Regions from separate parts of the Homo sapiens genome. Here regions 2, 3 and 4 are each linked to region 1. A link is a contact called in ENCODE Hi-C or POLR2A ChIA-PET data. All regions are on one chromosome and are shown on one strand. The core of a region is the stretch at or near the end of the contact, and the rest is flanking DNA. Distances in the headings are between cores, read along the strand shown. Region 1 holds the start of NOL11 (nucleolar protein 11). Region 2 overlaps ARSG (arylsulfatase G). Region 3 holds the start of ARSG (arylsulfatase G). Region 4 holds the start of AMZ2 (archaelysin family metallopeptidase 2).

Region 1 (7,831 bases), core at 5,332-7,831:
GAAGAATATGGCTTGAGAAAGAGGACAAGAGATGTCTGATGAGGGATGAGCCAGGAAAGAAGGGTAGGGGCTAGATCTTACAAAGCCCTTGTGGTTTAGCAAATAAAAATACAAGATGCCAGGTCAAATTTAATTTCAGATAAACAATGAATAATTGCATAGGACATACCTAAAAATAAAAAAGTACTCACTATCAGCTGAGTGTGGTGGCTCATGCCTGTAATCCCAGCACTTTGGAAGGCCGAGGTGGGTGGATCACTTGAGGTCAGGAGTTCGAAACCAGCCTGGCCAACATGGTGAAATCCTGTCTCTACTAAAAATACAAAAATTAGCCAGGTTGTGGTGGCAAGTGCCTATAATCCCAGCTACTTGGGAGGCTGAGGTGAGAGAATTGCTTGAGCCTGGGAGGCAGAGGTTGCAGTGAACCGAGATTGCACCACTGTACTCCAGCCTAGGTGACAAAGCGAGACTCTGTCTCAAAAAAATATATAAATAGATAGATAGATAGATAAATAAAATTTATTATCTGAAATTCAGATTAACTGGGCATCCCGTATTCTACTTGGCAACCCTATTTGTAGGTCAAGGTAAGGATTTGATTTTGCTCATATCCTGAGAATAAGGTATTAAAGGGTTTTAAGCAGGGAGTGGAATAATCGGATTTGAATTTTAATAGATCATACTGGCTACAGATTGGAAGAAGGCAACAAAGAAGCAGGGAGACCAGGAAGCAATTATTGCGGTCCAAGAAAGAGATGGGACTGGGAATGGGGGCGGGGCCAGTGGAGAAGGAGAGAGGTAGACAGGTTGAGCTATATTTAGAAGATAAAATCCACAGTACTTGGCAACCTACTCCAGTCCCACTGCTTTATATTCCTATCATGTGCCAATGATACCTCAATCTATATCACCCGCCTGGGCTCTGCCAGGAACTCCAGCATCATATGGGATACAGCTTATTTGGCATCTCACTTAACACAGCCAAAATAGAAATTTGGGTATGGCTTCTCCAAACAACCCTTGCAAATGTGCTACTCCCCTGCCTAGACTTCCCCATTTCAGTAGGGAACACCCCAATCCACCTGGTCACTCAAGGTAAATGTGCAGAACATGCCTTTGATTCCTCCCTCCCTCTCACCATCACACTCAACCCATCTGCCACCCTGTCAACTCTCCCTCCAAATCACATCCTGAATTGATCCACTTTTCCCTATCTCCGCTATCACCACCTACCACAAGCCACTATCTCTTGTATCCTCAAAATTGGTATTTCTGCTTCTGCTTTTTATCCCCTATGAGCTATTCTCTGCTTGAGAGCCAGCGTGATCCTTTCAAAACAGAAATCAGACCTTAGCTTAAAACTTTTTTTTTTTTTTTTTTTTTTTTTTTTTAGGCCAGGCGCAGTGGCTCACGCCTGTAATCCCATTACTTTGGGAGGCTGAGGCAGGGAGATCACGAGGTCAGGAGATCAAGACCATCCTGGCCAACATGGTCTTGATCTCCTGACCTCGTGCTCATGGTCTACTAAAAATGCAAAAATTAGCTGGGTGTGGTGGCAGATGCCTGTAATCCCAGCTCCTTGGGAGGCTGAGGCAGGAGACTCGCTTGAACCTGGGAGGCGGAGGTTGCAGTGAGCCGAGATCGCGCCACTGCGCTCCAGCCTGGGTGACGGAGCAAGGCTCCATCTCAAAAAAACCAAACAAACAAACATAAAATAACAATTGTTAGTGAGGATATGGAGAAACTGGAACCCTTGTGTACTTCTGACGGAAATGTAAAATTGTGCAGCTGCTGTGCAAAACAGCATGGTGTTTCCTCAAAAAATTAAAAACAGAATCACTGTGTGATCCAGCTATTCTACTTCTGGTTATATAGCAAAAAAAAACAAAGCACGATCTCAAGGGGATATTTGTATACCCATGTTCATAGCAGCGTTATTCACAATAGCCAAGAGGAAGCAATCCAACTGTCCATGAATGGAAGAATGGAGGAGCAAAATGTGGTATATCCATTCAACGGAATATTAGTCAGTCTTTAAAAGGAAGGAAATTCTGACACATGCTACAACAGGATGAACCTTGAAGATGTTGTGCTAAGTGAAATAAGCCAGACATAAAAGGACAAATATTTAATGATTCCATTTATCTGAGCTATGGTATTTAAATTCAGAGAGACAGAAAGTAGAATAGTGATTACCAGGGGCTGCAGAAGGGGGAATGGAGAGTTATTGTTTAATGGGTTCAGTCTGGGAAGATGAAAATGTTCCAGAGATGAATGGTGTGGTTGCAACACAGTGTGAATGTACTTCATGCCATAGAACTGCACACTTAAAAATGGTTAAAAGGCCGGGTCTGGTGACTCACGCCTGTAATCCCAGCACTTGGAGAGACCCAGGTGGGTGGATCACTTGAGGTCAGGGGTTCGAGACCATCCTGGCCAATATGGCAAAACCCTGTCTCTAGTAAAAATACAAAAATTAGCTGGACGTGGTGGCGGGCACCTGTAATCCCAGCTACTCGGGAGGCTGAGGCACAAGAATTGCTTGAACCTGGGAGGAGGAGGTTGCAGTGAGCCGAGATAGTGCCATTGCACTGCAGCCTGGGTGGCAGAGTGAGACTCAGTCTCAAAAAAAAAAAGAAGGTTAAGAGCCTGGTGCCGTGGCTCACGCTTGTAATCCCAGCTACTGGGAAGGCCAAGGCAGGAGGATCACTTGAGCCCAGGAGTTCAAGACCAGCCTGGACAACGTGGCAAGACCCTGTCTCTTTAAAAAAAAAAAAAACAAAAAAACAAACAAACAAAAAAAACAGGCCAGGTGCGGCGGCTCATGCCTGTAATCCCAGGTGTGGAAGTCTTTGGGAGGCCGAGGCGGGCGGATCACGAGGTCAGGAGATCGAGACTATCCTGGCCAACATGGTGAAACCCGTGTCTTTACTAAAAATACAAAAAACAAAACAAAACAAAAGTTGCTAAAAAGGTTAAAATGGCAATTTTATGTTACGTACATTTTAGCACAATAAAAAAATTTAAAATATACTCATTGGGTTTTGGCACCACCGGGAGGGCGCTAACATTAGGTTGAAATGTATGCCCCAAAGGATGACAAAGATCTTAGATTCTTCCTCTCTCTCTCTGATTTTTGCTGGGCAGAAAACTTCTTCAGGGGCATATGCCTAAATTCTGGTAATATTGTTCAATTATTTGCTATGGTCTGAACATTTACCGCAAAGGTTTTTTGAGTTTCTGAAACCGAAAAACATATCTTAGAGTATCTCAGATCTTATTTAAGAATCACCACAACTTTCAAATAATATAGAGATTTGGTGGCATACAAATATCTACCATTCACTTTCTTTGCTGAATGGTCCTTCTACGAATATTCCTTTGATGAAGCACTTACTGTACCCCATTCATGCAATGTACACGTCACCAGCTGTCAACCTTCCATGACAAATTTCTAATGGGTAACATCCTCCCTTTTGAATGTGAGCAGGCTTCCCTTCCTACCCATTATATATTTAGACTCATTCATTGTATATTTATCATCTGATTCTATTCTAGGAATTGAATGTGAGAGGCAATATCTTCCCCCAGTCTTCACAGCTAGGCAGCCAAGCAGCATAAACATGACAAACAATCCAGAGAGAACATCCACAACACACAGTAAAATGCACAGGGTCACAGCTGCCTTTGAAGACCAGCCTTAAATGTCTCTAACCAGTGAGGGATAGCCAGACCCTCTTCTTGCTCATTGACCTTGATGGATGCACATTGGAAGTGGAACGCCTCCTGACCCGTTCCTAGCTTAGGCTTGGTTGCAGAAGACTCCTAGTTCCCTTATTATAGCTGGTGTCCTTTCCAGAAAGGATTGTAATCTCCTTTAATAGTTTACCAAACTTAGACTCAAATTTACAGACGAATATGCAAGCACAGTTCCAGCTTTCTCAACCAGGAAGTCTTACTTTCCCTTAATGGATCAAGTCCACGTTCTATTTATTATCCTAGCTTGCAACGTTAAGTGTGACTTATTCAACAAACGTGTATTAAGCTCTTTGTATGGATCACAGACAATTGCTGGTGCCATGAATACGAAAATGTGAAGTGGCCGGGCGCGGTGGCTCAGGCCTGTAATCCCAGCACTTTGGGAGGCTGAGGCGGGTGGATCACCTGAGGTCAGGAGTTCGAGACCAACCTGGCCAACATGGTGAAACCCCGTCTCTACTAAAAATACAAAAATTAGCCAGGTGTGGGGTGGGTGCCTCTAATCCCAGCTACTCGGGAGGCTGAGACAGGAGAATCGCTTGAACCCGGGGGGCAGAGGTTGCAGGTTGCAGAGAGCCGAGATTGTGCCATTGCACTCCAGCCTTCGTGACAAGAGTGAACCTCTGTCTCAAAAAAGAAAAAAAAAGGCTGGGCGCAGTGGCTCACGCCTGTAATCCCAGCACTTTGGGAGGCCGAGGCGGGCGAATCACGAGGTCAGGGGATCGAGACCATCCTGGCTAACAAGGTGAAACCCTGTCTCTACTAAAAATACAAACAAGTCAGCCGGGCATGGTGGCGGGCGCCTGTAGTCCCAGCTCAGGAGGCTGAGGCAGGGGAATGGCGTGAACCCGGGGCGCAGAGCTTGCAGTGAGCCGAGATTGCGCCACTGCACTCCAGCCTGGGCTACAGTGCAAGACTCCGCCTCAAAAAAGAAAAAAGAAAGAAAGAAAGAAAAGCCTTGCTACTGATGGTGCCCTCATCACCTCTCACCTGGTAACTACAATAACTGCGATAGACTTCTAGGGAATCTCCCTGTTGGTGCCCCAGGCGCACTTGCTACTGAGAATGCTCTTAGTTAACTGCATGATCGCTCCCTCCCCTAGTTAACTGCATGATCGCTCCCTCCCCTCCTTCATGCCATCCTCAAAAGATACCCTTGGGCCAGGCACTGTGGCTCTGTAATCCCAGCACTCTAGGAGGCCAAGGGGGGAGGGTCATTTCAGCCCAGGAATTCAAGGTCAGCTTGGGCAATACGGTGAAACCCCATCTTTACAAAAAATACAAAAATTAGCCGGGCATGGTGGTGCATGTCTGTAGTCCCAGGTACTCGGGAGGCTGAGGTGGGAGGATAGCTTAAATCCGGGAAGCAGAGATTGCAGTGAGTTGAGACTGCGTCACTCCAGCCTGGGCGACAGAGCAAGACCCTGTCTCAAAAAAAAAAAAAAAAAAAAAAAGACATCCTCTCAAGGAGGCCTGTGGTCATCCTAGTGAAAATTTCACATACACAGACCACTCCTTCCTCCCCCACACACCCACGCTTTATCTCTCCCTTCTGAGTTTAATGTTTTTCTTCTTACCACCTATCACAAAGTAAGTTATGAAGCATAATAATAAACTATATCCTCTTGATCTCACAACCCAGCCTAAAAATTAAAAGATTATCAGAGTTCAAGATCACCTTGGGCAACAAAGCAAGACTCCATGTCTGCAAAAAATACAAAAATTAGCCGGGCGTGGTGATGGATGCCTGTAGTCCCAGTTATTCGGGAGGCTGAAGCAGGAGGATTGCTTTATTTAGCCCAAGAGTTAGAGGCTGCAGTGAGCCATGATAATGCCACTACTTTTGAACAACAAAAGACCTATTAGCATTATAAAAATAGACTGCATTTGATTCCTTCACAGTAGCTGGATATTCTCCTTTTGCCCATGTCGTCATGTTGGGGCAATGAGAAACAACACACATGGCGATCTGGTGGATGCTTAAATCTAAACTGAGGCACTTTGTCACACTGGGTACATTTGTTTAGTAATTGCCTATTAAATGGTTTCTCCCTAAGAACATCACAATTTATCTTTACTTATTTATTTAACATTATTGATTGAATCTGCCATGCTTATCTGAGAAACATACATTTCTCCCGGAAATAAAAACCTTGCCAAAAATCACACAGGGGACCTTCAACTTCACCTTCATCAAACTAGTCTGAATTTCCTGTAAGCTGAGGAGAGATTTTCCCCACTGGGGCTCAGAGAAGGGGAGTCAGAGAACTCAGAAGGCCTGAAAGACTGAAAAGACTGGAGATCTCTAGAGGGTTCCAAGAAACTTGGGGGGAATTAAGCATTTCACGTAGGAACAGCACGTTATTGGGAGTTTACCTACAGAGATAAATATTTTTTCTTTGGCAGATCGTTCCACAAGGCCATGGATGGAATTCCTAGGGAGTTCCCTTGCAATTAAAAAAAAAAAAATCTAGCTTATTTATATTCGACCACTCCCTAGACCCATCTACAGTCTCTCAAGTCCCCACCTAGAACAGCACGCAGCCGATTCAGGACCCAGTAAGCAGCACTTCCGCGCCTACCCTATCCCTTCCTGGAGCACATCCGGGACTCGGCGAGGCGTGGTCTCGGGAGGCGGAGTCTGACGCAAGCCGGCCCAGCCCACCTGGCTAAATTCACAGTCGCGCTCGCTCCTTCCGCCCGCCAGAGGTCGCAGGCTGCGAGAGCAGGTTCCTGGTTTGGCAAGCACTCGCCCCCTCAGGCCCGTTCATTCTCGCGAGAGAAAGCGCGAGGCCTGCCGGGAGTGAGCGCGGCCGTACTTAGGTTTGCTCAAAATGGCAGCGCTGGAGGAAGAATTCACGTTGTCTTCGGTAGTCCTGAGCGCCGGGCCTGAAGGACTCCTAGGCGTGGAGCAGAGCGACAAAACAGACCAGTTTCTAGTGACAGACAGCGGCAGGACAGTCATCCTCTATAAGGTGAAGGCAATAGGTTTGGGAGCGCCCCGACTGCCTTCTCGCCCCTTTCTGAGCGCGGAGCTCGAGCTCAAGTTTCTCACAGCTTCAGAAAGAGATCGTGGAGAAGGCTTAGCAGAGAGCCGGCTGGGCCTGTTGGGGACGCTGAGTGAGGTCTGGAATCTGGCTTGCTTGCCTTCCTGTAAAGGCATATTTCCGACTTGCAGGGGCAGAGCGTCTGAGTGCACGTGGGTTAGACTCGGAAAAGAAAGAAAACCTGTGCTTTTGCTTCGGAACTCGCGGAATTGGCCTTGCTAAGATTCCCTCCTAGGGTCTTTATTATCTTAGCCGCCCGCGGGAGGATGGAACGGAGATTGGTTGGGCGGGAGAGGATGACACTGACAGAGTGGGAATAGTGGTTTAGCCGTGTCTACACTTCACACCCCTCTCTTTGTAGGGGCGGGGACAATTTTAGAGAGTGAGGGACTTTCTTGATAGCTCGCTAAGAATCTTGCCTCCAAGTGAGTTGTCTGTTGGCATCTCTGATTCACGCTGGGAATCCTGGAGTTGAGTCCTGGGAAAATCTGCAAGCCCTGCCCCCATTTCAGCCTAAAGCCTGATAGAGAACACTTTCTAACCTTGCTTTTGGTGGTCGCATAGAAAGCAGTTACTTTTCTCTGGGCTGCTGAACATAGTTTTCCATGTTTTAAAGAAGTTAGGTATCTGCTTTGACGTTTTGAGAACAGGTTGCTAACAGCTCCCTGTGCCGTTTTGACTCTGCTAACTCTATTGGGTTTCACTTGGGATGTCAAGTAGATTTGCAGTTTTGCAGCTCCTGCATAGGAATACAATGGCAGATTGGAATTGGATAGACATGATCCCAGATGTCCCTACTTAATTTCCCATGCCGCTGTTCAGAGGCATAACTTCCCATGCAGAGGCATAATATAATCAATTTTTAAATGTACTATTGTTTTTTTAACAAAGGGTTGCTTATTTACTTATTTAGGAACTTAGTTATATTTTCATTTTAACTACCCTTTTAGAGGTTTGGCCGGACGCGGTGGTTCACGCCTGTAATCCCAGAACTTCGGGAGGCCCAGGTGGGTGGATCACTTGAG
Region 2 (7,831 bases), core at 2,650-5,149, 660 kb after region 1:
AATTTACTAGCTGGGCAACCACCATCTCTCCTTTCCTTCCTTCCTCCTGTAAGCATTCGTTGAGTGCCTACTGTTTTCTATTCCTCCTATTTGTTGAGCACCTACTGTGTGCCAGGAACTATGCTTAGTGCTGGTGCCACAAAGATCAACAAAGCCCCAGCCGCAAGGAATAATAGTCTAGAATAGTGTTTCTTTGATTTTAATATGCAGACAGTCCCCTGGGGATCTTGCTAACCTACAGTTCTGACCCAAGAGGGCTGGGTTGCTGATGGGAGTTTTGCATTTCTAAGGTTCTCCTAGGTGACGCTGATGTGGTTGGTCCAGGGACCAAACTTTGAGAACCACCAGTCCAGAACATCTACATCTAGACCATGAGTCTAGAATCATCTGAGTGTAGAACTTTCAACTTTAGACCAATGGTTATCAAAGTGTGGTCCCTAACCAGCATCATTAGCACCACCTGAGAAATTGTTAACAGTACAAATTTTAGGGCTTCACCCCGGGCCAAAAGAATCAGAAGCACTCAGGATGGGTCCCAGGAATCTGTGTTTAAACAAGTCCTTTGGGCGATAATGCAGGTTAAAATTTGAGAACTACCTGTCTAGAGCTACACAGTCTGGTATGTCAGGCACTAGCTACATATAGCTATTTAAATTAAAATTAATACAATTTAATTAAAATTCAATTCCTTGGTCACACCAGCCACACTTCCAGGGCTCAGTAGCCATATGTGGCTAGTGGCTACCATATTGGGTAGCAAATAGGCTTCCCTGGGGGTGATTTGTGTTTTGAAGAATGAGTAGGAGACAGCCAGGAATTGGCAGGAGAAGAGGCTCTGGGCGAGGGCAGCAGCCCGGGCAGGGGTGGGAACATCGGGGAGTAGGAGCCGCTCCCTAGAGCTGCCCCTGTGTCTGTGAGTCTGGAGTTTGTGGCGACCAAGGAGAATAGCGAGAGATGGGGCCAGCGTTCAACGATCTTTTCAGTTTGGCTTTTATTTTAAGGAAATGTGGAACCATGGGAAGATTTTAAGAGTGGGAGGGACATTATTTAATGTTAAATATGGAGGTGAAATTTACATCACATAAAATTAACATTTTAAGTTGTTCAGTTAAGTAGCACTTAGCACCTTCCCAATGTTGTGCAACGACCACATCTGTCTAGTTCCAAAACACTTTTATCACCTCAAAAGAAAACCCTATATCCTTTAATTAATTAATTAATTAATATTTTAGAGATACAGTCTTGCTCTGTCCCCCAGGCTGGAGTGCAATGGCGCGATCATAGCTCATTGCAGCCTCAAACTCCTGAGCTCAAGGGATTCCCCCCACCTCATTCTCCTGAGTACCTTGGACTACAGGAGTGTGCCACTGCGCCCCCTGCATTTTTTTTTTTTTTTCTGAGATAGGGTCTTGCTCTGTTGCCCAGGCTGGAGTGCAGTGGCATCATTACAGCTCACTGCAGCCTCAACCTCCTGGATTCAAGCAATCCTCCCACCTCAGCCTCCCAAGTAGCTGGGACCACAGGCATGCACCACCATACCCAACTAATTTTTCTTTACCTTTTAAAATTTTTTTTGTAGAGACGGGGTCTTGCTATGTTGCCCAGGCTGGTCTGAAACTCCTGGGCTCAAGCAATCTTCCCACCTTAGCCTCCCAAAATGTTGGGATTACAGGTGTGAGCCACTGCACCTGTCCTATGCCTAGCTTTTAAAATATATATATTTATTTTATTTAACCCCATATCCTTTAAACAGTTGCTCACCATTTCCCACTCCCCCTCCAGCATACTATTCAATTTTTTTTTAAAAGATCCCTCTTATATCAGGGGAGCTGAGAACAAGGAGAAGGGCAAGTACCAGCCTCATTTCCACTGATCCAAAATGACCAATGAGAGAAGCCAGTGACAAAATCTCCAGGAATATCCCCAAGTTCAAAGAACGCCAAAGTTGGAAAAGACCTCAGTCATCTTTTTTTTTTTTTTTGAGACAAAGTCTTGCTCTGTCGCCCAGGCTGGAGTGCAGAGGTGCGATCTCAGCTCACTGCAAACTCCACCTTCCAGGTTCAAGCGATTCTCCTGCTTCAGCCTCCTGAGTAGCTGGGATTACAGACGTGCACCACCACACCCGCCACCATGTCTGGTATTTTTAGTAGAGACGGGGTTTCACCATGTCGGCCAGGCTGGCCTTGAACTCCTGACCTCCAGTGATCTGCCCTCCTCAGCCTCCCAAAGTGCTGGGATTACAGGCGTGAGCCACCGTGCTTGGCCGACCTCAGCGATCTTTATTCCAACCACCTTATTGGACAAATGAGGAAACTGAGGCCAAGGAGAATGGAAGGCATCCCCGAGGCCAGCCAGCAATGGAGGGGTCCACATCCTCTGACCATCACTGGCTCATTCTCCAAGTCACGTGACTGCTCTCACGCACACCTTGTTATACTCGACTCCTCAGCCACCTGGAAAATCCTATCTTGCTCTTTGAACCTAGCAATTGTCAAGGAAAAGTCTTTAGCCCTTGCAACAGTCTGAATCTTTCTACATCGGTGGGAGGCAGAGAGGGTTTGGAGGCTCAGGCTGGGCTTGAATCTTGACTCAGCTCAGGGCTCAGCATCCTCTTCTCATTAGGTGGGGTTGTGGACCATTCTCCATGGACTGTTGGGAGAATCAGTGGGGGTACTGCCCAGGAGGCTCCCAGCCTTGCACCTGGCCTCTAATGATAACCCCCATTAGACTAAATTTCTTCATTCCTGGCTGAAACAACCTGGCGGAACCCCACCCATAGAAGCATTAGAAGGGGATTGGCAAACACCCTGAAAAAGATTCCCCCACAAAAGGATCAGGCAACTTAAATCGCATACAGATAACTTTAAAAGTGTTCAGGAACTCTTGGGAAACTTTGTTCTGAAGCTGAATTTCAGGCACCTCAAGATAACATTCTTTTTTGGGGCAAGGCCTTCCCAGTAACTCTGATGTGGGATCGGTGGGTGACAGCACTTGAATTCATGATCGGGCTGGGGCTGGATGCCATTGCCCTCTTTTCTTGGGAGTCTGAAAGTGAACTTTGCCTGAAAGGCTGCTGCCTGGGGGTAAATACTTCTTCTTCCTCAGTCTCCAAAGCGGCTTCCTGTCAACTAACTATTCCACAGCCTCCTTCTTCCTCTCTGCCTGGAATGCTGCTGGAGCTCTGGGAAGCCAGGCAGCGCCCTGCTCAGCAGGTGGCCATGTCCTGTGAGTCAAGGGGGCTGGGGTCCCTCTGGTCACCTGCTCCTCTTCACCCAGTTCCCCATCAGTGGGACATCTGCACGGCTCACTGTACAGGGGCCAGACTCAAGAGCAGATGAAAGAGAGAAGGCGGTCAATGTTTTCGCAACGGAGTAGGACAAACAGTACCCGGAGTCGTGCAACTTTCTCCCTGAAGCCAGGCTGCTGCGTCAGGCCACGTGCTGTCTTCCCCTGTTCTCAGGGCCCCCAGGCCCCCCTGCTTGTCTTCCCTTTCCTTTCCTGGCCGAGCCGCCCAGCTCAGCTGATGGGATGAGGCAGCGTCTCCTGGAGTCATCTTTTCACCCCGTGCGTGTGGACTGAGAATGCTCCACTTGGCTTGTGCCCTGCAGGGGTGAGGAGAAACGGAACTGGGGCGGGGGCAGAGCAAAGCAGCCCTGCCTTCTCCCGAAGAAGAAGGGCACGAGTCAGACACCCCTGCTGTCTCTGAGTCCACAGCCTGGTCCAGGAGGCCTGGCTCTCCCAGCAGCCGCCTTCCCTTCTCCATGCCAGATCTGTTTCCTACCCAGGACAGAACCAACACCTTGTTTTTCCCCTAACTGACTGCTCCTCTGTCTGGAAAATCTTTTCTCGTTTTATTTGAAGAGCAGAACTGTTCCTTCCTCCCCCTTGGTGATGAGGAAACATTCTGTTGAATTTGGCATCCAGGCTCCTAGGAGACCTTGGTTGTTTGTAATTTGATGCTATCAGGTTGTTGCATAACCTTTCCCGCTGGGAAGCAGTCTCTGCATCCTGGGCCTTCTGTCCAGTTTGGGGTCGGGGGTGGGGCGGGGAAAAGTCAGAGGTGCTGTGAGGTGACAGAGCAAGGGATAAGGGACTCTGGCTGTTGGCCCTGGCTGGGGACAGGGCCTGCTGATAGGGACCTAGAGGAAGTCAAACTGCGTCTCTTTCTGGGCCTTTGGCCACCAGGCTTGGTGGAATGTCCTCATCCCATACTCAGGGCCACCCCAGGCCAGCCGGAGTCCTGGGTCTGAATAGAGGCCAGGCCGCCCTGTGTTTCTAGAAAACGAGTACACTGTAGGCATCCTTGGCAAGGGGACATACTACACTTAGAAACAAAGCCTGCTTCTTTATTTTATTTTTGTAGAGACAGGGTCTCACTCTGTTGCCCTGGCTGCAGTGCAGTGGTCTGATCATGGCTCACTGCAGCCTTGACCTCCGGGGCTCAAGCAATCCTCCTGCTTCAGCCTCCCTAGTAGCTTAGTAGCTGGGACTGCAGGTGTGTGCCACCATGCCTGGAACACTACAATTTTTTTTTTTTTTTTTTTTTTTTTTTTTACAGAGATGGAGCAGAGGGGTCTTGCTTGTTGCCCAGGCTGGTTTCGAACTCCTGGCTTCAAGTGATCTTCCTTGCATCGGCCTCCCAGAGTGCTGGTGTTACAAGTGCGAGCCACTGCACTGGGCTGAAAGCCTGCTTCTTTAGAAGGTTATTAGAATGTGCACTCCTCAGAACAGGCACTCTACCCAGTCACAAATGCTAATGCCTTTGTGGGCCAGGCAGGTGATATAAAGGAACACATGTTTGTTTTTGTCAGTTATGGGCAGTGTTAGGAATTCAATATGCTGGAGAGAGGACCCTGTCGAATGACATTCAGCATTAGTTAAATGAAAAACACTAGGCATGCCCAACCAAACTGTCGGAGGTTGTGATCTCTGCTATTTTCTCCCTACAGGTAATTTGGTTGGCACTTCTCTGGCAGGCATTATGCAAAAGTACCTTGCTTGAAGCTTTATGTACACTGTCTTATATAACTGTTCCCACAGCCCTGTGAGATACGTACAACTGACCTTTGAGCGACACGGATTTGAACTGCATGGGTCCACGTAATACATGAATTTTCTTCTGCCACTGCCACCCCTGAGACAGCAAGACCAACCTCTCCTCTTCCTCCTCCTCTTCTTCCTTAGCCTACTCAACGTGAAGACAACGAGGATGAAGCCCTTTATGATGATCCACTTCCACTTAATGAATAGAAAATATATTTTGTCTTTCTTCCAATTTTCTTTTTCCTTCCTTCCTTCCTTCTACCTTCCTTCCTCCTTCCTTCCTTCCTTTCTCTCTTTCTTTCTTTCTTTACTCTTTTTTTTTTGGACAGTCTTGCTGTGTTGCCCAGGCTAGAGGGCAGTGATCTAATCAGAGCTCACTGCTGCCTCAACCTCCTGGGCTCAAGCGATCATCCCACCTCAGCCTCCCAAGTAACTTGGACTACCAGCTAGGACTCCCAAGTAGCTGGGACTACCACACTTAGCTAATTATTTATTTATTTATTTATTTAGTAGAGACACGGGTCTCACTATGTTGCCCAGTCTGGTCTCGGACTCCTGGGCACAAGCCATCCTCCTGTCTTGGCCTCCCAAAGTGGTGGGATTACAGGTTTGAGCTACTGTGCCTGGCCAGGATTTTCTTACTAACATTTTCTTTTCTCTAGCTCATTTTATTGTAAGTCTACAGTATATAATACATGTAACATACTAAATGTGTCTTAATTAAATGTTTATGTTATTGGTACGGCTTCCTGGTCAACATAAGGCTATTAGTAGTTAAGTTTTGGGAGAGTCAGAGGTTATGCCCAGATTTTCAACTGCTTGGGAGTCAGTGCCCTAACTCTTGTGTTATTCAAGGGTCAACTGTACAATCGTTTCCCTGCTTCCTGGCTGAGATGATTGAGACTGAGGGAGGTTATGAATTCTGCCCAAGACCACTTGGTTGGCAGGGGTGGCACTGGAGACCTGCCTGCCCCCAAAGGCATCATCCTAATTATTCCTTGAATACTTCTTCAACTCTAGTTTTCAAACCACTGACATCAGAATTACCTAGAATCAGAGCCCCACCCCAGACTTATTAAATTAGAATTCCTGGGAATAGGACCCAGAAATCCATGTCTTAGATGAGATCTCATCTGGTGATTCTCTTGTATGGAGAAATTTGCGAATTTCCTTGTTTGCTGCATTGCCTTTCTGACTCAGTGAAACATGGCCCTTGGGTCCCAGCCAAGAAAGACCACTGTTCCTCCGCGTGGGCAGTGGTGAGTCTTCCCCGGCCTGCCCCTGTCTTCATGCATCATAAAATGCCACTTCACTTCCGTAACCAGAGAAGCACAAATAAGCAAATTCATGAATCATGGTTTTGTTGATATTTTGGTTGCTGTGGCTAAATATTTATTGCTTTAAGAGGTTCTGCTTTAATTAGAGTCACAAGTAACCACAAGTGCGTAGAAATGCATTCTCATGGCCATAAGACACGCATTTCTCGACAGAAAGCCGAAGGCAACTAACAGTTTTAATGTGCCAGTGCCTGATCAAAGTATGGAGGCTTATCTAAATGAATAGTGTTTGAAATTGAAAAGTGATTAGAAGTTTCATTTATGGATTGTCTATTGTTCTTACTATGACTTATAAGGTCATATTTATGATGCTATGGCATAGAGGTATAAAGTCGTGGGCAACAGAAAGCCTGCAGTGACGATGACTATTAGCTACATTTAACTTTGAAACGTGCTGTGTTCTCTTCCCGATCTTGCCCCTTGCCCTCCTTCCCTGGGAATGAGTGCTCTCCCCACTAAATCCCCAGGAGGGTTTTAGAAGATATTGATGTCAGAGCTTCACTGCAGGTCGATTAAATCACAGTCTCTGGGAAAGAGACTTTGGCATGCGTATTTTTTAAAAGCTCTCCAGTGATTCTAATACATATTCAAAATGGAACCACCTCCCTAGGTTTAGTGAGTGAGGGTGCTGGCTGTGTAGTCAGACCGGCGTTCACATCTTGGCTCTATCATTTTCTTTCTTTCCTTTTTTTTTTTTTGACAGAGTCTCTGTCGTGCAGGCTGGAGTGAAGTGGCTCAATTTTGGCTCACTGCAACCTCCGCCTCCCGGGTTCAAGTGATTCTCCTGCCTCAGCCTCCTGAGTAGCTGGGATTACAGGCATGCGCCACCACGCCTGGCTAATTTTTGTATTTTTAGTAGAGATGGGGTTTCACCATGTTAGGCTGGTCTCGAACTCCTGACCTCATGATCTGCCCACCTCAGCCTCCCAAAGTGCTGGGATTACAGGCGTGAGCCACTGCACCCGGCCGGCTCTATCATTTTCTAGCTATGTGACTTGGGGGCAAATTACTTAGCCTCTCTGAGCTTTGGTTTCCCCATCTGAAAGATGGGGACAATAGTGGCTAACTTGAGAGGTTGTCATAAGGATTCAATGAGATAATGCCAGGAAGCATGTATCATGCTGAGGAGCACTTAACTTGGTACTTAGTAAGGGCTCAATAAATACGAGATGTTATTGTTGTTGTTATTACTATTATGTTTAACTTAGAATAACTATCCATTAGTGGGAGCAGGTATTACTGAAGAATATTGGGGGATCAGGAGTAGCTATCCTAGAATTTAGCCTTTGCTGGTGCAGATAAAACACAACACGCCTGTTTGATATAAGCATATGCATCTCATAATTAGAGTACACAATCCTAGGGGCCGATAGAATGCCAGTCAGATCTTTGTAAGTTTTGTCCACTCCTAGCAGTACCAGTGAGAAGCTGAGATTTATAGCAAGACAGTA
Region 3 (7,831 bases), core at 1,809-4,308, 570 kb after region 1:
CCACTTTGGTCTGTGGCCATGTGAATTTATCTGACGGGTAGGGATATTTTTCAGCTGTGTAGGGATCTAACTGGTGAGGCGAGCTGAGTCATCCTGCCCATCAACCCCTGCTTTACGGATGATGGAATTTAGGCAAATCACTTCACTTCCCCATTTTCAATGTCAATGTAAAATCAAGGTAAATGTAAAAAAGGGAGTTGAACTAGACTCTGATGAGCTTAGATCTCTTCCTGCCCTAATAGTCTATACTTCTATGACAGCCTTTGACCGTCACTTGCTTTAATCCTTCTAAGCCCTTTGAAGGCAAGGCCGAAGAGTTGGTCTTCTTAAAGCTCTTAGGCCATATTTGTTAATTTCTGTGTACCATTAACTGGCTGCACAGTTATGGAAACCACAGAATCCTGAACTTCTAGAACTTCTATCATCTGTAAAGCATGGGTTGTCAGGGGAGTCTCTCAAGCCTTTTCCAACTTACAAAACTCGACAATTCTGAATGGGGGTTCCCGGCAGCCATCTTCCCTTCACCCTAGTGTTCTTCTGGAGGAAGTACAATGACACAATCCACGGGCAGTTTGGAGGATTTCCTAGTAGCATGTGGTTAAGTGTCCCCTTAAATAAATGAGTATTGGCCGGGTGCGGTAGCTCATGCCTATAATCCCAGCAATTAGGGAGGCCGAAGCAGGCAGATTACTTGAGCCCAGGAGTTTGAGACCAACCCGGGCAACATAGTGAGGCTGTGTCTCTACAAAAAAATTAAAAAATGAGGTGGGAGGATCGCTTGAGCCCGGGAGGTCGAGGCTGCAATGAGCAGAGATGACGCTACTGCACTCCCATGATGGGAGTGAGACCCTGCCTCTAAACAAATAAATAAGTAGGTATCTTGCCAAAGGCTTGGAAATCCGCTATCCTTGGGAGTTTCACTGTGATTTAATTTGTCGAGAGAAGATTTGGCCCGAGGGCATGAAAAAAATTGTATTATTGTAGACCATCAGAGTGTTATTCCAGGGTCAGCTAAGAGCAAGTTTCAAAACGCAGGCTCTGGATGGAAATGGGGTGGCTACTGTTGTAGGCAGACCTCGAGCAAAAGCACTGCGGATTTCTCTTCTTCTTAAAGGCGTAGCCCGGAGAACAGCTTTGACAAGTTGTTTCTGGCCCAAGTTGTCAAAACCAGTCTGTATTTGGCTAAAGTTCATCTGCATTCTCTATTTAAAAAAAATTTCCAAACCTAACCTGGATAGCTGCCTCACGATGTTGAATCACTGGCTACAACCGAGTCACCATTTTACAAGACTATGGTGTTGAAACCTGAGCCCCTAATTTAAGTGTCCTCCTCAGGAGTTCCACTGAGGAAAGTCCTTTTTCGGAAACCACAGAAGGAAAACTCAGGGTTAGTGGTACTCATTACACTGGAAGGAGCTTTTCCACTTGGCTGCATTGTTTATTTACACACTGTAAGTTCCTATTTTGGACACTCTTCCCTTAATTATGAGAAGAGGGGTTTCTATTATATCATCTGGCCGGATGTATTGTTGACCCCAAAAATGCCACATAACGGTGCTTGGGACATGGGGAGATGCATGGTTTAGAGATTTCAGCATAAGCACTTGGCATCTTTTTTACAAGCAAGACACCTATCTTACCATGATTTGCAAAAACAATCAGATCACTGAGAAATCTCATTCCCGGGGTAGAAACCATCTCCTGCGAGAAGGAGCTGGCACGGAGTGTCTAACCGTGCAAACAAAACCGGCTTCCAGGTTGACAAGTTGTAATTGCTCTTCCCCAGTTGGCTCCGGGGAGCTTTTTCTAAGACTGACGCCCCCCATGTTTGGTGACATTTTATATACGCCACCTAACAAACTTCTATGACCTGTCTTGCTAGGGTGGGGGGAATAAAAAGAAAAGACGACAACAACCTAGAAGGAAATAACCCATTTCCTCTGCAAAACCATCTTCCCTTGCTACGGAACTGCTTGGCGACACCAGCGCTTTCCTGCGGTTGGCAGCCCGGGAACCTTGAAGTTGCGCGGGACCGGCCGTCAGCCGCTGACAGTTCTGACAGTCCAGGTGGAGGACCCGCGCTCTGCCGGGAAATCCCCGGCTTCCCGCTGGGGACAAACGGTGGCCGCCGCAGGGAGTGCTGTGTTTGGGGGTCGGGGGAGGCAGGGAGCCCCACTTTCCCTCGCGCTGCCTCAGTGCCCGGCCTGCGTGCGCGCGCCAGCCTGGGGTAGGAAGGTACCTCTGACATTTCGCTCCTGCGACGCGCAGGCAACTTCATGCGGAAAATCCGCGGAGGGGCTGAGCCTGGAGCCCCCGACTCTTCCGACGTCCCGGAGCCCCCAACCCGGGGCAGGGGGCACTCAAAGGCCAGGCGTGCCTTTAGGTATCTTCCGGGACCCAACTGTACCAGGGTCACGGACATTCAACTCTCAGCTACCCACACCGGCGCGAGCGCGTCATCCCGGTGGCCCTGGGCATTCCTAACTGTCAGAGCGAATATTTTTGGGAATAACCTCTCCAAAATGTGAAGATGTTCAGTGGTCTCCTCCGCCTCCCATCACAAAAAAAGGCCCCAACACATATTTTTTAAAAAACAACCCACATCCCACAATCAAACTTTTAAACATGTAAAATAATAAACCAACTCACCAAGTTAGAAGGGAAGAGAATAAACCCCCAAAGGCTCCCAATAAGGCGGAGGCTTGGCCTCCCCCTCCTTATAAGCCGCTCGGTAACATGAGAAAAGGATTAACCCCTTAGGGGGCGGGCCCGACTCTAGCGCAAGTTGGCTCGGGCTGGTGAGGCCCGAGCGCCCGGGCCCTCCACCCACTCCCGCGACTCGGGCACCCGAGCCACACCCTCCCCCCGCCCCCCACCCCGGCCGCCTGCGACCCGGGCCGTGCGTGCTGCCGCCCGCGCCCCGGCCCCGCGTCGCTGCCTAGCTCTTATCCTATACCGGCTGCAGCCGGTCTCCGCCGGCCTCGGGGGCGCGCCGCCGCCGACCATGTGCTGCGAGCGCTGAGCGCAGCCAAGGAGGGGGCCTGCCTGGCGCGCGCGCGCCGTCCCACGTGGACCTGAGCCGCGCCGGTCGCGCGCCCGCCAGCCTGCCGCCTGGGCTGGGGGTCACGAAAGGTAACCGCGTCGCGGTCCGGGGCCGGGCCGCCCCCGCCAGCGCCGCCGGGGTCCTTGGCACAACGCCCCGATCTCCCAACCCGGGTGCGCCTCTGCGCGCGTGACCCGCCCAGACCCCGGAGCTTTGCTGCAACGCTAGTAGGAGCGCGAGCGTGCAGGGTGTTGGGGGTGCCTGCATCCTGTCTCGGAGCACCTCGGCCAGGCGCGAGCGCGCGGGTCCCCGTCCCCACCCCCGGGCGCCTTCCCGGCGCGCCCACCGCCCAGTCCCGCCCGCGCCCTGAGGATTTAGGGATTTAGCGGCGAGGGGGAACACGCGCGCGCCGGGGCTGATCCCGCGCGGCGCTCGCGGCTGCGGCGGCTTCGCGCCCGCCCCGGGCAGAACAGGTTCCTTCCAGTTTGGGTGTGAGCTGCGCGCGCGGCGCCTGAGTTCCTCCTGCAGCGCCCACTTCCCCCAGTTTCGTCAACTCGCGCACCCCCACAGTTCCCCTTCCGGCAGTGGGGAGGGAGTGTCGCAGTGGGCCCCAGGGAGCGAGCGGCCGGGCCGCTGCGGGTGCCTTGCTTCCCCCACTTTGCTGCACCGGCAGCAGCGGCAGCAACAGCATCCGCGTTGCGCGAAAGGAATGTGAGCAGCCGGGCTGAGTCAGCATCCCCGGCCCGGGGCGCGCGCGCACCCTCCAGGCAGTGGCGGCGTCGGCACAGGTGCATGGCTCCCATACCCGCGGGGAGCCCTCTGTAAGGGACCTGGAGGTTTAGACAGTCCGTGCCCCTCATCCCGTAGTCCCCGACCCCAAGGTCACCGTGAACTAAGCGGATGATGCACGCGAAATCTCAGGAGCTCCTCATGGGGACAAAGCATGTGTCAGATCCTAGACATTTCAGAGCCTGCGGGGGCGCAAACTTAGCTTCTTGGTCTCTACCTCACATCCCGAGGGCAAATTTGGAAACTGCTCGGAAGCAAAGGCCATGTTATTTGCATTCGTATGCAGACTTTGGCGCCGGCTGCTGCCTTCATTGGGGTTCGGAGAATGTGGTTCTGATGTCAGAAACTCAAGAGAGCCTAGTTTGGGAGTGCATGCACGGAGGGTCGCCACCGGGAGGAGTCGGCGATCTGAATTTTAATAAAAATCCTTCCTTGCTCGCTGAGTTCTCTCACCATTTTGGGATAGGCTCTCCTGAGTTAAATGCCATCCTTTGCCGTTGACAAGTTCTGGTTGTGTAAGTGGGGAGAAGATTCGTTGGTACAGGGTGCCTTGTATGGCCAGTAGTGTACAGCCAAGGGGCCGCTGAGCAGCTTTGCAACCTTGTAGGCGTAATTTAACCTCGTAGAGCGTTAATTTCTCCAGATCTGTAAAATGGGGATGGAGGTGGTATTCCCAGAATTGGAGGGTTTAATTTATGGTACTTGTAAAGTGCGGATCGCAGTGACTGGCATTTGGTAAGGCCTCAGTACCCATTAGCTCTTGCTGCTGTTACGATTTATGCTTTACCAAGGCCAATTAATTGCTGACTCCAACACACTCCCTGTGAGAGAGAGCCCTTTTTTGAGTTGTTCTTCAAAGGATCCATATATAATGATATTTAGAAACTGATTTGAACACTTCATGCTAATGCAGGGCTGCCTGTAAGATAATCTTTGATATTTAGGATCTTACACTTTAATACTTAGGACCTGTTACTGTACTCTATATGGAAATATCATGTGCAATATGACAGCATATTCTGTATGTCTTAGGAACCTAAAGGTGCAGCCAGCCATTTATACCTGAGTGACTCGAAGCAAGTCACATAAAATCTCTGTACTTCAGTCTCTTGATTTAAAAAATGACTCAAATTATACCTAAATCCTCAGGAGTGAATGAATGATTGGAAAAATCACATCTGAATGTTTGAGCAAGTGAAACCTGGCTTTTGGGGAGCATGATTCTAATAATAATAATAATAATAATAATAGATTTTTGTTACTAATGTGTTACTATTCTTATATTTTATTAATATTAATCTTTTTTAAATGTTTGCTTTGTCCTCAACACTGCATTAAGTGCCATACATGTAATGCAATGTTAACCGCATCAGTAACCTTCTGTAGTTGACACTCATTATTCCCATTTTACAGATGAGGAAAGTGGAGGCACTGAGCACTGGAGGGATTGACCTAAGGTTACACCATGTTTATAGATACACACTAGCACTTTTTACCACTAGAGCTCATCCAAAGATGACATTTGCCATCTGTGTTTGAATAATGGAGAGGTAGCTGGAAACCCAACCTACGCACAGCCTTGCTAGTCACAAAAAAGTCACGCAACATGACTTTTGCCCACCCTAGTTAGAGGCTGGCTTCACCTTGTTCCCTCAATCCTAGTGAGACCAAGCGTGAAAACCCCTGCTTTTTTAACTTCTCCAGAGAAAGCACTGCATTGCCATGCTAATCAACGCCCCCTTGCCCCCAAACAAAACTAACTCTGTTTAGTTCTAAATAAGAACAAAAGAACCTTTGGAGTCTGGAGTACAGGACCAGAAAAATCAGGAAATCAAGTGAAGGGCTCAGCTCCCCTCTTAGCCTCTCCTGTTGTGTCTGCCTGATCCCAAGTGGCAGGCAGAGCCCCCTCTCGGCTTTCCTTTACAGTGGGCAAGACCATCATGATGCCCTTAAGAAGACCCCCAACATCTTCTTGGGGAAAAAGTTGGCTCTTCAGAGCTGTCCCCAAGGCTCCCTCTTTTAGCCCTCTTGCATAGGGTCATTTGCATGAGAACAGATTCCTTTGTGTAAAGTTGGCCTGCCTGTTCTCTGTCCACGTTTATAGTCCTTCAAGTCTTCGTGTTGGGTTGCTAGGCAGATATGACCCTGGCTTGCAAATAAGCTCACTGCATTTACCAGCCTGTGAGAACTTCAACTTGGGTAAGTAGACTGAAAGGAATCTGGTCTGGACCTCTGGGAAGAGGGTCCCGCAAGCCTGCTTTTGGGGGCTGACTCTTCAGGGCAGCCATCAAAGGGGGAGAATATGTGAAGGGGGCTTCCATGGGAGGCTTCGATGGCCCACCCACCCTTCCATTCTTCCTCTTCCAGTCTCTGTTCCACCCACCATGCTCCCACCCAGGGGCTTGTGTTCTGGGCAAGTGACTTGTATGCCACTGAAGCAATTTCTTGCTTTAAAACTTTAATATCTGCTTCTCCAATTGGCCAGGAACTTCACACACTCTGCCATCTAGCAACAGTGAACCGATGGTACAGGTAGTTCTGCTAGGTTTATTTTGTGATTTGGGTTCCTCCCCCGCAGCACCCCGCCAAATTTCACAGTTTGTAGGAAGGCAGGGCCCTTCAAACTGGGAAACACACACTTCTGGGAGAATTTAAAGATTTGCCAAGGGGTTCTGAGGCACAGATAGTGATGACGATGATAATAATAATACTACAGAGTTGTGTGCATGGCTTAGTACAGTTGCTAAGTTAACTGAATTAACACGTGCAAGGGGCTTAGCACTGGGATTGGCTCATGGTCAGGTTCCCTAACTCTTGGCTGCGACTCTTTCAACCTGTGAGTCCTGGGGGATTGAGGAGGATGGCGATCAGGGAAGCCTTCAACTGGCAGAGAGGACCTTGGGAGAACTGGCAAGGGGTGCTGAGCCAAGGGAGAGGTGAACAGCATGAGAAGAAGGTAGGAGGTAGGTGAGGCCATTCTGTATTTGGGGACAGTGAGGTCACCTTCCCACTCGTGTGTGTGGGCGGCCGATGATTGATTTCTGTCATACCTGTTACCATTTGGTGCAGTATCGATGTATCGTTGGTGTCTGTCATTAACTCTGAAGTAACTTTTACTTGATCAGTACTGAATTTCATTCCTAGGCTTCTCAGTCTTCATAGTTGACTGCTCCTGTAGTTTTGCCATTTATTACTGCTTAAAAATTAAAAAAAAAAATAGAGAACATAGCCTCCGGGAGGCTTCTATAAATTATCTCAAGCCTGTTGCAAAAGTCCTAGAAAACAAACCCAGGCTGAGTGTGATAATCCTAGTGCTTTTGGCATGAAGGCAGGAGGATTGCTTGAAGACCAAACGTTTGAGACCAGCCTGGGCAACACGGCAAGACACCACATCTAAGACAAATTTTTTTTTTTTTTTTTTTTTTTTTTGAGATGGAGTCTTCCTCTGTTGCCCAGGCTGGAGTGCAGTGGCGCGATCTTGGCTCACTGCAACCTCTGCCTCCCGGGTTCAAGCAATTCTCCTGCCTCAGCCTCCCAAGTAGCTGGGACTACAGGTGTGTGCCACCATGCCTGGCTAATTTTTGTACTTTTAGTAGAGACAGGGTTTTACCATGTTGGCCAGGCTGGTCTCGAACTCCTGGCCTCAGGTGATCCACCCACCTCAGCCTCCCACAGTGCTGGGATTATAGGCATGAGCCACTGCTCCGGCCTAAAAAATATATATTTTTAAAAAATTAGCTGGGTGTGGTGGTGCTGTCACACCACTGCACTTCAGCCTGGGCAACAGAGTAAGACCCTGTCTCAAACCAACCAACCAACTCCAAATCTCAGAACAAAATTATTTAAATCACATTACATTTAGGAGTGAATGCACGTCACATTAAACTGTGTGACACAGTTGTGGGTCGTGGGATCTCATTGGCAATATTGGGAAGGGCTGTGTGTGGGACCAGTGGATTTTGCCCCGATCGAGTCACGCTTTCTTCAGATAGTTGTTGA
Region 4 (7,831 bases), core at 3,274-5,773, 530 kb after region 1:
TCCAGTCTCCAATAGCTGGATACTTTGATTGTTTCTAATTTTCATAATTATAAATAATATTTTGGTGACTATCCTTAACCATAAGTCTGTGAGATCTCTTATTGGGTCAATAGGTATGAACATTTTAAAAGCTATTAATACTCCATGTCAGGTTGTTCACCAGAAAGATTCGACCTGTTTATACACCGTTCTGCCAGGACAATCTACCATCATTGGACATTATCATCAAAGACAACTTTTTAGTAACCATGTTAATATATCACACATTCAAAAAAAGATCAAGGTTGGGGGGAAATTCGTAAAATGGAATGCAAACAAAAATAAATGAACCTAACTATATTTCATGTTAATAACAATACTACAGTGAAGGGCAGAATTGGGAGGGGGAAGAACTAACCCAGGTAGGTAACTGGGTTTTAATATATATCTTCTGGCTATAAAGAACCTTAAATAAATACTAATTGGTAGAATTGTTTTCCTGCAGTGCTATGGATTAGGAATTCTGAAATTATTTTTAGTACATATTCTAGTACAGAGCAAATAAATAAATTGTGAATAACAGGAGCCAGGTTTCTCTCTACTGGCAAAGGACATCATACATATGGAAAAATGGAAGGCTAGAATGAATGAACTCTGTGGTGTCAGGCTGGACTGGTATTGAAAATGTCAGTATGGACTCATGTTTTAGTTGTACTGTGGCTACTTATGAACTGTGCTTGATTTTTGGGAATATACTCTGAGATATTTTGGAGTGCAGGGCATCATGTCTACAATTTACTTTTTTTTGGAGACAGTCTTGCTCTGTTGCCCAGGCTGGAGTGCAGTGATGTCATCTCAGCTCACTGCAACCTCCGCCTCCTGGGTTCAAGCAATTCTCCTGCCTCAGCCTCCCAAGTAGCTGGGATTACAGGCATGCAACACCATGACCCACTAATTTTTGTATATTTAGTAGAGACGGGGTTTCACCGTTTTGGCCTGGCTGGTCTCAAACTCCTGACCTCAAGTGATCAACCCACCTCAGCCTCCCAAAGTGCTGGGATTACAGGCATGAGCCACCTCGCCCAGCCTGTAATTTACTCTCAAATGGTTCAGGAAAACAATGTATATTTTCATATAGAGACAGAGATAAAGACACAAAAAGGATGAGAATGATAAAGAAATGAGGTAAAATGTTAAGTACTGGGGAATCTGGGTGAAGAGAATGCAGGGATTCTTTATACTACTTTTGCCACTTTTCTTTTAGCTAGAAATTATTTCAAAACAAACAGCTTGGCCAAATTAGCAGGTAAGAAAAAATTATTAGTGTTTTTTATTTTATTTCATTCATGTGTTCAGTAAAGTTGAACACATGGATGTTAATGGACCATTCGGGTTATATGGTTCATATTTTTTGCTCATTTTTATGTCATGGTGTTTATCTTTTCTGTGCTGATTTGTAAAAGCTATTTTAAAACCCTTCATCTGCCATATATGTTACATTTCTTTCCTGCTTTCTGCCACCTTCCAATTTGTTACCAACTTTCTTCTCCAACCTTGGGCCACTGGCATATACACTCATTTTAAATATCAGAACTTGTAGTGCTCTTTGAAATGCAGACAGACTATGGTTCATTCTGCAACTGCATATTAGTTAACAGGCAAAAATACCTTAGTAAGAGAAAGTGTCTTTTCCTTCTAATGTAAAAAAAAAAAAAAACCTAACCCCCCCGAAGCACTAAGGTGTTTATTTGTTTATTTTTTTGAACAGGGTCTCACTCTGTTGCCCAGGCTGAAGTGCTGTGAATCACAGCTGACTGCAGCCTCGATCTCCTAGGCTCAACCCATCCTCCCACCTCTGCCTCCCAAGTAGCTGAGACTACAGGCATGTGTCACTACACCTGGCTTTTTTTTTTTCTTTTTTCTTTTTTTTTAGAGATGGGGTCTCCCTATGTTGACCAGGCTGGTCTGGAAGTCCTAGGCTCAAGTGATTCTCCTTTCTCCTGTCTCAGCCTCCCAAAGTGCTGGGATCATAGGCATGAGACACCATGCCTGGTCAGTTATTTAAGAAAATAAATATTAGACCATGCAGAAATAATGCTATCCTAAAATTTGTGAGCAAGTACAAAGTTCATGATTTAGAAATTTAAACAGTTTAAACGCAAAATGAAGTTCTTTTTAATGAATACCAAAAAACTGACTGAAAATCTAGTGAATACCTTTTATGCTTCAGACACCTCGTATAGAGAGTCTTTACCCTCAAGCATCTCGCAGTTGAGTAAGGGTGACATGTAAGAAATAGGTTACAATCATTGTGACAAGGACAACTGCAGTATTATTATGTACACACAAGGCAATGAACAGGCAGAAGTAAAGTTTTGTCATGAGGCAGGATGAGGCTATAGAAGAGGTGACAACTAAGCTAAAGAAGCCACTCAGGATGTCAGAAGACAGCTGTTCAGTCAAAAACAGGCACAGTATCCAAAGGAACTCATTTGATCCCTAAAATTCTGTTAAGATGTGCTGTAGGTGGGGCGCGGTGGCTCACGCCTGTAATCCCTGCACTTTGGGAGGCCGAAGTAGGTGGATCACCTGAGGTCAGGAGTTCAAGACCAGCCTGGCCAACATGGTGAAACCCCGTCTCTACTAAAAATACAAAAATTGGCTAACATGACGAAACCCTGTCTCTACTAAAAATACAAAAAAAAAAAAAAAAAAAAAAATTAGCCGGGCGTGGTGGTGTGTGCCTGTAGTCCCAGCTACTCTGTAGACTGAGGCACGAGAATCGCTTGAACCCAGGAAGCATAAGTTGCAGTGAGCCGAGATCGCACCACTGCACTCCAGTCTGGATGACAGAGCGAGACTTCGTGTCAAGTAATAATAATAAAAAAAGATGTGCTGTAATTGTCTCCGTTTTACAAAAGAGGTCAAGTAGTTGACACAGGTCCCACGCTAGTGAGGGTTTTGGGATTCAAGCACAGACCACCTTCGCCCCTATGCTACACCACCTCAGGCTGTCGGGAGATAGGCGCCCAGTCAAAAGGCACATGGAAGAAAGCCCACGACTTCTCAAGCATTGAAGCAGGAGTGGCGCATCGGTATTCTCAACTTCAAACTTTGAGAACAGTCATGGTAGGAATGCATTTTATTCAAGAATGGGTTCAGGTGAGGGTGGATATGGGCACTGGGTTCAAAGGACAAATTTGGAGAATTCATGATCCAGGAGAGTGAACAAATAAGGAAGGGCTAAAGAGATCCTCGAAGTTGAAAGGTTCAGAGTTAATGTCCTCTAAGGAGAGCCAACAAGGGGTTACAAATGCTGAAGTCATCAAGAAAATGTGCCTGTCTTTCCTTGAGACTGGGAAGGAGAATTAGGATGACGAAAATCCAGAGGATGGTAAAATAGCTTGACTTCAAAATAACAGGCCGGGCGCCGTGGCTCACGCCTGTAATTCCAGCACTGTGGGAGACCGGGGTGCGGGGGGGTGGATCACCTGAGCGCAGGAGTTCGAGACCAGCCTGGGTAACAGGGTGAAAACCCGTATTAAAAAAAAAAAAGCCGGGCGCGGTGGCCCACGCCTGTAATCCCAGCACTTTGGGAGGCCAAGGCGGGCGGATCACTTGAGGTCAGGAGTTCGAGACCAGCCTGGCCAACATGGTGAAACCCCATCTCTACTAAAAATAACAAAAATTAGCCGGACGTGATAGCGGGCACCTGTAGTTCCAGCTACTGGGGAGGCTGAGGCGGGAAAATCGCTTGAACCCAGGAGGCAAAGGTTGCACTGAGCCCAGACTGTCCCACTGCACTCCAGCCTGGGCAACAGAGCAAGACTCCGTCTCCAAAAAAAAAAAAAAAAAAAAAAAAGCAAGAAAAAGAAAGAGAATGGCGAGGCCCAGAGAGACCGAAAGTCCCACCAGAGGGTACAGAGCTAGCTCAGCCCTAATGCCGGCCCCGCGGTGCCTTTCCGAGCTCACGGCCTCCCCTCAGCATCCGGGTTTCGGCCTCGGAGCGCCAGGGACGCCACGAGGACGCGCCCCACACTTGCGCTTCTGGGTTCCAGCCCCCGCGGCCCCCAACAAATAAAGAAGGGAAAGTGCTGAGGGTGACGGCCCCGGGGAGCGCTGCGGCTCTACGTCAACCTGCGGCGGCCGCCGACTCATTTGGGGCCACGCTGGTTGCATTCGTCACGCCGGCGATGCCTCTCAAACCCGCGGCCTGCCGAGGACGTTCCCACACGGGAGACCCCAGCGACGCGGGCGCATCTGTGGCTCTCGAGAACCGGGCCGCGGAGCCGCCGCGAGCGCAAGCGAGGAATCGGCGACTGCGGGGGTGGACAGCTGGGGCTTGTAGTCCCCTCGCTACCCTCTATTCTGGAAGAGGCGGGTCGCGGCCGCTGAACTCCAGCTCTGCGCCTGCCCAGGCGGCCGCACGCTCAGGGGCGTGGCATGGGTGGGTCGTGAGTTGGGCGGGGCCCACAGGGCGTGCGCGACGCAGCGGCGCGGCGCGTGGCGTAAGGGGCGTGGCGCCAGTGGGCGTGGCGTGGCGCAGTGCGAAGGGACGCGGTGCGCATGCGCGTGAGGGCTGCCGCGGGTGGGTGGTATCGAGGCCTGTCGGGTCAGGGCGGTTCGCGGGTGCTGTCAGAGCTGGGCCGGGGCCCCTAGGCAGGGTAGCCGGGTCGTAGAGGCGGGGGCCGGTCGCGGTCGGTGGAGCGGGATGAGGATGTAGGAGGGGCGGACGTGGCGGAAGCCGCGGGGTCCGCGGGGTCGGTGCCTCTAGGGAGCCAGGGAGGCCTTTCCCGAGGCTCCTGGGGAAGAAGAGGCGAAGCGAGAGTCCCTGGGGAACCCCCACTCCACTCCCAGCTGGAGACTGGGTTGTGTCTGCATGGACCAGAGCCCACAGTGCGAGTTGCTATAGGCAACCAGCCAGGGTGGCCAGCTCCTTCCCGTTTGCCCGTGATGTTCTGGTTTTGGGACCAAAGCATCCTAGGCCTCCAGCCCACTGCAGTGACCGAATTCTGCGCCCCCTGCCCATCTTCTCCCGCAGCTTCCCTAGATTAGGCTTGGGAGGCAAGAGGAGGCCTCCTGACCTTTCACACTGCCTTTTTAATATTAAGATGAAGTCACACTCCACAACTTTCTTCCAGCCAGGCCCAGACATGTCCGTCCTTGTAAGTTAAAAGCTTCCATGGGAGCCTTCCTTCCTAATCAAGGTAGGTAGACTACAGGAAGGTACATCTTGTTTTATATTTTGTCCTGTAGAAGTCAGATTTCAGCCCAGTTGTGTAGGAGTGAGGATGAGCCTATGCTTATATCAGAGCTTTGAGTACAGAGACATTTGGTCTGGAATTTTAGTCAGCCTCTTCAACCCCAGAATTTATAGGTTCAATCAGAACAGACATTAGCTTAAGTTTTCCCATCAATCGTCTATCATTAAACTGGCAAAATCTAAATAATTAGAAAATATGACAAAGATGATCCAGACAGAGATGTTCAACTTTTTCCTTAATTCAAAAAGCCTCGTGGTGGAACATCGGACCCATTCAAGAGGAAGGATGAAAGCTCTATATAGGAACACGATGTGAATGGAAGAAACCTGTCATTGTGAGGCTGGCTTTTGATTAGTCATCTGATGTCTTCCCTAATGTGACATGACTTTGAGGCCATAAACTTCAGTGGCTAAGCTGTAGTTTCTCAGCCTGCAGTTAAATTGCAGAAATGATAGGGCTTACATTAGTTTTGTTTTTATTTGATGTTGAAGATCTTTGAGTCACATTAGAAACGATGAGTATTTTTCATGTGGCACTGATGAGTTAATTCATATTATTATTTTTTGAGACAGAGTCTCTATTGCCCAGGCTGGACTGCAGTGGCACGATCACGGCCCACTGCAGCCTCGACCTCCTGGGCTCAGATGATCCTCCCATCTTAGCCTGCCAAGTAGCTGGGACTACAAGTGCACATCACCACATCCGGCTAATTTTTTTGTAGATATGGGGTTTTGCCATGATGTCGAAGCTGATTTCAGACTCCTAGGCTCAAGTAATCCTTCTGCCTTGGCCTCCCAAAGTGCTGGGATTATAAGCGTGAGCCACTGTGCCAGGCCAATATTATTCCCCAAAAGAAGGAAGTTGGGTGTGAGGTCCTGCTCCTGTGGTCACCGTGAGGTTTTTTTTTTTTGTTTTGGACTCTTGCCCAGGCTGGAGTGCAGTGGCACAGTCATGGCTCACTGCAGCCTCAAGCTCCTGGGCTCAAGTGATTCTCCTGTCTCAGCCTCCCTGGTAGCTAGGACCACAGATGTGCACAACTATGCCCAGGGAATTTTTAAATTTTTTGTAGAGACAGGGTCTCACCATGTTGCCTGAGCTGTTCTCAAACTCCTGGCCTCAAGCAATCCTCCTATCCCAAAGTGCTGAAATTACAGGCATGAGCCACCACACCTGGCCACCACTAGTTTTTGTAATGGGAGCAGGTTCCATATGAGATGGAGGAATGGATTTCATGATTGTCTTTTTAATTTCTTAGATCTCCAAGAAATTGGACATGAGGAAACCACTCTAAGTGTGACCACTCTAAAGCATTAGCAATCAGTCATTTCACTCTAGGGAGAAATCAGAGCTGAAATATAGAGGATAGGTAAAGTCCCCAATGTAGATATGTATTTTTATATTTGATTACTTGCTTTTTTTTGTTAGATGCAAATAATACGGCACTCCGAACAGACACTAAAAACAGCTCTCATCTCAAAGAACCCAGTGCTTGTATCACAGTATGAGAAATTAAATGCTGGGGAACAACGTTTAATGAATGAAGCCTTCCAGCCAGCCAGTGATCTCTTTGGACCCATTACCTTGCATTCTCCATCAGATTGGATCACCTCCCACCCTGAGGCTCCCCAAGACTTTGAACAGTTCTTCAGTGATCCTTACAGAAAGACACCCTCTCCAAACAAACGCAGCATTTATATACAGTCCATTGGTAAATACTGGTAATGTGCTGGTTTTGGTTCAGTTTTGCAGTGGCGCTCTTGTCAGGAATAGTCCAGGCTATGGGTCTGATTCAGATGGGCCGTTTTAGGATCGTTTTTGATATTCATTGCGGCGGTACAAGTTTTGTAGCCAAACTGACTTAAAAGATAACATTTTGTTTCTTTTTGTTTCATAGCAACACCAATGAATGATAAAGGTTATTGAAAATTTAGAGTTGGTTTTGTTTCTAATTTGAATCTTCTTACTCATAGACTGGGTAAACACTGAATAATCATCTTAAAGTCTGTTTTTAAATGTTCTTCCATATTGTAGGCTCTCTAGGAAACACCAGAATTATCAGTGAAGAATATATTAAATGGCTCACGGGCTACTGTAAAGCATATTTCTATGGCTTGAGAGTAAAACTCCTAGAACCAGTTCCTGTTTCTGTAACAAGATGTTCCTTTAGAGTCAATGAGAACACACACAACCTACAAATTCATGCAGGTGAATTACACGACTTTGCAATTCGAACTGAGTATATGTATATAATATACACTCATACATTTATGTATTTCTTTTTAAATAGGGGACATCCTGAAGTTCTTGAAAAAGAAGAAACCTGAAGATGCCTTCTGTGTTGTGGGAATAACAATGATTGATCTTTACCCAAGAGACTCGTGGAATTTTGTCTTTGGACAGGCCTCTTTGACAGATGGTATTCCGTTTTTGGCATTGTTGTTAGAAGCTTCTTCAGCTTGAGAATATTTGAAGATGTTAGAAGAGGGAAAAAATTCCAACCAAGAATCATATTGATATTTAAAATATTTTCAGTTGAGACATTATGCCATAATGGGAAGTGTGCTGTTGGTAGATTGTGATAATCTAGG

Evidence for each region. A loop is a pair of places that touch in the nucleus more often than their neighbours do. ChIA-PET counts read pairs that join two places held with the same protein, here RNA polymerase II (POLR2A). Pooled maps may share reads with other maps.
Region 2: a loop to region 1 is called in a pooled map, with 4 times the contacts of the local background. The contact joins the enhancer-like site here to the promoter of NOL11 in region 1. A Hi-C loop is called at or near these places in 2 of 50 pooled maps. POLR2A ChIA-PET finds 5 or more read pairs at or near these places in 2 of 52 experiments (HEK293 and activated T-cell).
Region 3: a map with no recorded cell type shows a loop between it and region 1 (11-fold over the local background). The contact joins the promoter of ARSG here to the promoter of NOL11 in region 1. A Hi-C loop is called at or near these places in 4 of 37 single-sample maps with no recorded cell type and 8 of 50 pooled maps.
Region 4: a loop to region 1 is called in a map of CD4-positive, alpha-beta T cell, with 4 times the contacts of the local background. The contact joins the promoter of AMZ2 here to the promoter of NOL11 in region 1. A Hi-C loop is called at or near these places in 4 of 168 maps with a recorded cell type or tissue (B cell, CD4-positive, alpha-beta T cell, cardiac septum and 1 more), 3 of 37 single-sample maps with no recorded cell type and 14 of 50 pooled maps.

Annotation. Positions count from the first base shown.
Region 1 is chr17:67,711,355-67,719,185 of GRCh38, forward strand. NOL11 (nucleolar protein 11) reads left to right here and starts at 6,582. Exons shown (of 18, transcript NM_015462.5): 1 at 6,582-6,734. The coding sequence starts at 6,594. LOC101928045 (a long non-coding RNA gene) reads right to left here and starts at 6,324. Exons shown (of 4, transcript NR_188294.1): 1 at 6,288-6,324. RefSeq lists enhancers at 6,493-6,572, 6,643-6,832, 7,755-7,831 and a silencer at 7,103-7,192.
Region 2 is chr17:68,374,897-68,382,727 of GRCh38, forward strand. All of the region lies in intron 8 of ARSG (arylsulfatase G), which reads left to right. Among named protein-coding and RNA genes, the nearest start is that of MIR635, 46 kb to the right of the region's middle. RefSeq lists an enhancer at 3,322-3,841 and a silencer at 6,338-6,538. Within about 2 kb of position 3,900, at least 31 of the 41 ENCODE cell types and tissues checked have a DNase peak (open chromatin) inside an H3K27ac peak, as active enhancers do.
Region 3 is chr17:68,288,437-68,296,267 of GRCh38, forward strand. It overlaps ARSG (arylsulfatase G), which reads left to right and starts at 3,059. Exons shown (of 12, transcript NM_001267727.2): 1 at 3,059-3,132. It overlaps SLC16A6 (solute carrier family 16 member 6), which reads right to left and starts at 2,691. Exons shown (of 6, transcript NM_004694.5): 1 at 2,650-2,691. RefSeq lists silencers at 2,827-3,516, 2,883-3,057 and an enhancer at 3,917-4,146.
Region 4 is chr17:68,243,520-68,251,350 of GRCh38, forward strand. It overlaps AMZ2 (archaelysin family metallopeptidase 2), which reads left to right and starts at 4,524. Exons shown (of 7, transcript NM_016627.5): 1 at 4,524-5,186; 2 at 6,669-6,951; 3 at 7,275-7,448; 4 at 7,531-7,659. The coding sequence starts at 6,669. RefSeq lists enhancers at 3,044-3,590, 3,591-4,136 and silencers at 4,351-4,650, 5,960-6,009.